Regions from separate parts of the Homo sapiens genome. Here region 1 is linked to region 2. The links are chromatin loops, found by intact Hi-C in ENCODE. Cell type or tissue: A673. All regions are shown on one strand. Each heading gives the region's core, and the rest is flanking DNA. Links, peaks and the distances in the headings are about the cores only.

What was found. Peaks named below come from ENCODE experiments on the same cell type or tissue, not always from the same donor. Only the 100,000 strongest peaks of a DNase experiment are listed, where the experiment ranks them.
Region 1: it touches region 2 in a loop (2.5-fold over the local background); 4 of 110 quality-filtered maps call a loop at or near these places.

Annotation. Positions count from the first base shown.
Region 1 is chr2:202,587,348-202,590,261 of GRCh38, reverse strand. No RefSeq gene overlaps it. Among named protein-coding and RNA genes, the nearest start is that of FAM117B, 46 kb to the left of the region's middle. In A673, for the core only: a CTCF peak has its summit at 1,464 (motif pointing left); a DNase peak (open chromatin) is centred at 1,421.
Region 2 is chr2:203,650,239-203,653,152 of GRCh38, reverse strand. No RefSeq gene overlaps it. Among named protein-coding and RNA genes, the nearest start is that of CD28, 55 kb to the left of the region's middle. In A673, for the core only: a CTCF peak has its summit at 1,624; DNase peaks (open chromatin) are centred at 1,662 and 2,202; H3K27ac peaks cover 1,108 bases.

The DNA of each region.
Region 1 (2,914 bases), core at 153-2,652, 1.1 Mb after region 2:
CTGATCGAAGAGTGACAGAACCCACAGGAAGAAGTTGGGGCACAGAAAAAAGAGGGAAGCAAGAGTTTGGCAGAGATAATACCCAAGGGACTTGCAGTCCTGTGGAAAGGGTAGGTGGGGATGTTTTTAGCTCATTTCACTCACCCTTGCTGCAGCAGACTGCTGGTTTCCAAACTGTTGAAGAGCCCCTCTACCCTCTTGAATTGGCACCAGTATGAGCAGTGATTTGAGAACTTCTTGCGGGCAGAGCACCAGGTTGCCAGCTCATGCAGGATTGCTCACCCTGCCCGTAGACCCGAGCTGAGGTGGTGGGTGCCATACTGGTTGTGCACCCATTGAGGGCCTCTGTCCTGCCCAAGGAGTCTCAGCCCTTGTGTTGCTGCATTACTGGATCCCCTGTAAACATTCCCTTGCACCTCCTCAGGCTGTAGCAACCACAAAGGGCCAGTGGGATCCAGGGGGAGCTGTGGCGTTGCTGGAGGTGTAACCCTCAGGGCAAACTGTCCATAGGGGAAGGGAGTGTACACCGTGCCAAAGCACCCCTTGGGACAAAGGAGACGAGAGTACAGGGTCTCCTGTGCCTGAGAGCTCCCTGCTTGCGCACTGAAGGTGACTGTGCCCCTTGCAGCAGAGGCAGGTGTGGTGCTGGAGGAGTGTGTTTCAACCCCAGTGGGCAGGCAGCATTGGTGCTCAAGAAGGGACACAGAGAGGGGGACTTCTCCCCTACAATCATTGCTGTGTACATAGCCAGGCTGTTCCTGTGGGGGGTTGGCACAGGTGTGCCTATGGATGGTCAATGCAGGGCTATTAGGGGTGGGTGCACCCCAACTGGCAGTGTTCCCACCACCCCAGGCCCGGCTTGCATGAAGAGTAGGGCCCCTCTCCCTCTCTACATGGAGCAACAGTTTTCCTGCAGTAGAGATCAACGAAGCCACAAAGTTGTCTGTGTTCAGCTGAGGGAAGAGGTTCCCACGGGAAGCCGTTTCAGTGGAGGGCTCTGGGACAGGCATTTCTGTGGCCCTCAGCTATATTGCAGCCTAGAGACAAACGACATTGCCTATTTCAGGGTCACAAAGCCTCGGGACAGGGGTGTGATTGGGAGGCAGATGGCATTCCTTCTTGGTCAGGACATAGAGCTGGTGCAGCCCTCTCTGCCTGTGATGGAAACCTCAGCGCTTTTCACCACAAGCCCCCGACCAGCCTCATCAGGGTTTGTGCTTCCACTGTCATTGGGGTATCCGAAGGTGAGCTTAGCAGTCCAGCTGCACCCAGCTTCGTCTTCCTTTCCTGGGGTAAGTAGAGAACTCAGGGCACCCAGCATTCCACAGATCAGTCCACCCACAGATCAGCCCACCGCCTGAGACAACAGACAGCCCCTCCCAGTAAACAAAGATTAAGCACGCACACACCCTGGGCATCTGGCTCTTACCCGTATTCGCCACCTGCTGGTCTAGAGACGGAACTGCACAACCCAATACAAAACCTTTTGACCGAAGTGCACAGCGCTATGAACCAGGTAAGCTTCCTGAGACCTCCACAGTCTCAGCTCTGCAGAAGGTAGTGAGCCTGCTAATATGCCCAGCACAGTGTTACTACAACCAGCACTTGAGAAAGCCACTGCACAAAGGCTAACTATAACCAAGGAATTCATACAGAACTTTGGCACCCTGACAGCACCCAGAATTGAAGCCAAACAACCATTCACAACATACATTACAGTCACACCCTTGAAGGGGATAATTCTTTTAAAAGTCCCATGCAATGAAAAGTAAATTCAAAAACAAGTAGTGAGAGATTCTCCAGATGAGAAAGAACCAATGTAAGAAGTCTGACAGTATGAGAAAACAGAGTATTTCAACAACCTAAAAAGATTACATTAGCTCTCCAGCAAAAGATACTAACCAAAATGAAAATTCTGAAATTACAGACAAAGAATTTTCAAAATATATATTGTAAGGAAGTTCAATGAGATCCAAGAAAAGGTGAAAAAAACAACATGAAAAAATTAGAGAAACAATACAGGATATGAATGAAAAATTTACAAAAAAGAAGAAAATTTACTAAAAAGATAGATATTTTAAAAAAACAGAACTTCTGCAAATGAAAAATGTATTATAGGAATTACAAAACACAGTTGAAAGACTTAGAAATAGACTAGACCAAGCAGAAGAAAGAAATTTAGCAGAAGAAGACAGGTCTTTTAATTTAACCCAGTCAGACAAAAATAAAGAAAAAAGAATTTTTAAAAATGAGCAAAGCCTTCAAGAAATATGGGAATATGTAAAGTGGCCAATCCTATAAATCATAGGTATTCCTAAGAGAGAATAAGAAAAAGTAAAAATCTTTTGTTTGTTTTTTTTTTTGAGATGGAGTCTCACTCTGTCACACAGGTTGGAGTGCAATGGCATAATCTCGGCTCACTGCAATCTCCACATCCTGGGTTCAAGCCATTCTCATACCTCAGCCTCCTAAATAGCTGGGATTATAGGCATGCACCACCACACCTGGCTAATTTTTGGATTTTTTTTTTGAGATGGAGTCTCACACTGTCGCCTGGGTTGCAGTGCAGTGGCCCAATCAGGGCTCACTGCAACCTCCACCTCCCAGGTTGAAGTGATTCTCCTGCCTTAGCCTCCCGAGTAGCTGGGACAACAGGCTCCCGCCACCAGCCTGGCTTTTTTTTTTTTTTTTTTTTTTTTTTTGTATTTTTAGTAGAGACGGAGGTTCACTATGTTGGCCAGGCTGGTCTCAAATGCCTGACCTTGTATCCACCTGCCTTGGCCTCCCAAAGTGCTGGGATAACAGCCGTGAGCCACTGCGCCTGGCCAATGTGTGTACACCCACCATCACATTAGAACTAACATCCCGCTAGAATATTACGATTAATATCACAGGGTGTACACACATGGTGTAC
Region 2 (2,914 bases), core at 207-2,706:
AACCCCGTCTCTACTAAAAATACAAAAAATTAGCCAGGCGTGGTGGTGGGCGCCTGTAGTCCCAGCTACTTGGGAGGCTGAGGCAGGAGAATGGCGTGAACCTGGGAGGCAGAGCTTGCAGTGAGTTGAGATCACGCCACTGCACTCCAGCCTGGGCAACAGAGCGAGACTCTGTCTAAAAAAAAAAAAAAAAAAATGAAGACATCAAGGTAAAGGCAGTAAACTGAGCAGTCCTCAAACCTAGATGTGGCGTGGAAAGGGAAGCATAAGAGCTGTACCTTTGCTGTATGTACTTGTATGGATACCATAAGATACTGTTTTATCATATATCATACTGAACATGGTGGTGTAGTTTCAATTCCTTTAAGCCCCTATGTGTGTTGCCAATACTTACAGCACTTGAAAGTGTGCTACAAACACAGGAGATTGCGAGCCTCTAGTATGGCAGAAAGCTTTATACTTGTATGGAAGACCAGAGGAATATATACAGATTTATTCTGATTTAGGTTACCTAAGGGAACTCCCTCACACAGAATATGGAATTAGGGGAAGGCCTAATTTTTTTTTTTTTTTTGAAACAGACTCTTGCTCTATCACCCTAGGCTGGAGTGCAGTGCGCGATCTTGGCTCACTGAAACCTCTGCCTCCCAGGTTCAAGCCACCACACCCAGCTAATTTTTTTGTATTTTTAGTGGGGATGGGGTTTCACCATGTTGGCCAGGCTGGTTTCGAACTCCTGACCTCAAGTGATACACCCGCCTTGGCCTCCCAAAGTGCTAGGATTACAGGTGTGAGCCACCACGCCCAGCCAGGGAAAGCTTAATTTAAGGATGGACTCCGTATTCCACAGACAATTTTCAGAAATAAGTAGTCAAAGAAAATTAGACCAACCTGAAATCTGATGTCTCTATCAGAGGACATTCAATAATCTCGGGAATTATCTTTAGTTTGTGCTTTGAGATGTAACTATCCCTCAGGATTCCAAAAATAAAAGTCAATGGCTATCACAGTGCTTGAAACTCCTAAAAGTGTTACTCCTCCTTCTGCCTCTCTGTCTTTCAACTATGTTTCACCGGAGCATTTATTTTCCTCTGAAGGTTTGTGTCTGAACCAAAGGAAAATGCTGGGACCTCTTTTGGAGAAGTTTTGGCTTCAGTAAATTTTATAAGATAAACAAAAGTGAGACCTTCCCATCTCTGTCAATCATATTCATTCAAAATAACAGCACTCTCCAGGACCGGGGGTTGTGGGGAGGGAAAATGCTGGGGAGAAGGTAATGTCATGAATTGTTCCCCTGCAGCTGGTATTTCTCAGTAACAACTGTACATACAAAACAAAAGATCTCTTCAGAAAGCCAGGGACAGACAGAGAGGCCAATAAGAAGAGATCATTATAATCATATTTTAGAGATCAAACAGCTTGAATTACATTTGCTTGAGCCCAGTTAGGTTTCCTGGTTGTTTCAAATAGAACATAGCAATTTAGTGTACCCTAACATAAGAATATAATATAATGGCAAACATACATAATATTATCTCCAGGCATCTACCATGTAGCAGGTTTGTTATCTTCTACTTCTCTTCCACAGTGCTGGGGATAAAAGATAAAAGATATTCTAACACAGGGAGGCAGTATAGCACAGTGGTTAAGAGCATAGGCTTGGCATCGCATCAGGATAGAGTCCCAGCTTTGCCTCTTACTACTATGTTACCTTGGGCAAGTTTCTTAACCTCCCCAAAGGCTCAATTTCCTCAACTGCTAAACAGAAGTTGGGATTTATCTACTTGGTGGTTATGGTAAGAATTGAGAGAGAGAACTCATGTAAAACATTGAGCACAGTACCTGGCCTGCAGAGAGGACTTAGTAAATGTTTGCATTTAGAGTCAATAAATGTCTGAATACACAAATACTTTGTTTTTCCCTAGACCTCTCATTTTCTATCCTCATTCTACCCCCAATCTAAGCAAAAAGGAGGGAAGTATTTGGAAGTCATTGCAGCATGTTCGTCATGTCATATTGCTAAAAAGGAATGAGATAACTAACTTGCTAGGCTTGGTTTTGCTGTTGGATCAAAGGCCTGCTACACAGCTGTGCTCCTGCAAAGGACTGTTCCCTTCTCTCCTTCTAGCGTGTCCCCTTTACAGCTGCAGGACTCCAGTACACAGCAGCCACCATGACTGTTCATGGGGAGATGAGTATCACGTGTAAGCAATCAGTTGGCTCCCATCCAGGAAGTAAGGCTTACAAAACATTTATCCAGACACTAGTCTTCTGGGACAAAAGTCCACAGTGCTATCCACAGGCAGGTATTGGGAGTCGGACCAGGAGGCTTCCGGGAAAACAGTCTTGTCCTTTTTTATTAAATAGACAAAAATATGAAATGTGCCTAGCTTTAGAGCTTGGCCAGTTCTCTAAGATGTTTCCTTAACTGTCTATAACTTCTTCAAAACAACATTAAGAATGACCACACACTGGGGCTGGGCGCGGTGGCTCACGCCTGTAATCCCAGCACTTTGGGAGGCCGAGGCAGGCAGATCATGAGGTTAGGAGATGGAGACCATCCTGGCCAACATGGTGAAACTCCGTCTCTACTAAAAATACAAAAATTAGCTGGGTTTGGTGGCACACACCTGTAATCCCAACTACTCGGGAGGCTGAGGCAGGAGAATAGCTTGAAGCCAGGAGGCAGAGATTGCAGTGAGCCAAGATCGTGCCACTGCACTCCAGCCTGGCAACAGAGCGAGACTTGGTCTCAAAAAAAAAAAAAAAAAGGAATGACCACACACCACATAACCAGACCAAAAAAAAAAAAAAAAAGAGGAACTCTATTTCAGTCCACATGAACGATGAAATCAAGGAGGAATTTTACAATTACAGGTTTCCTTTGACAAAGGGGTTTTACGACTGCTTTGGC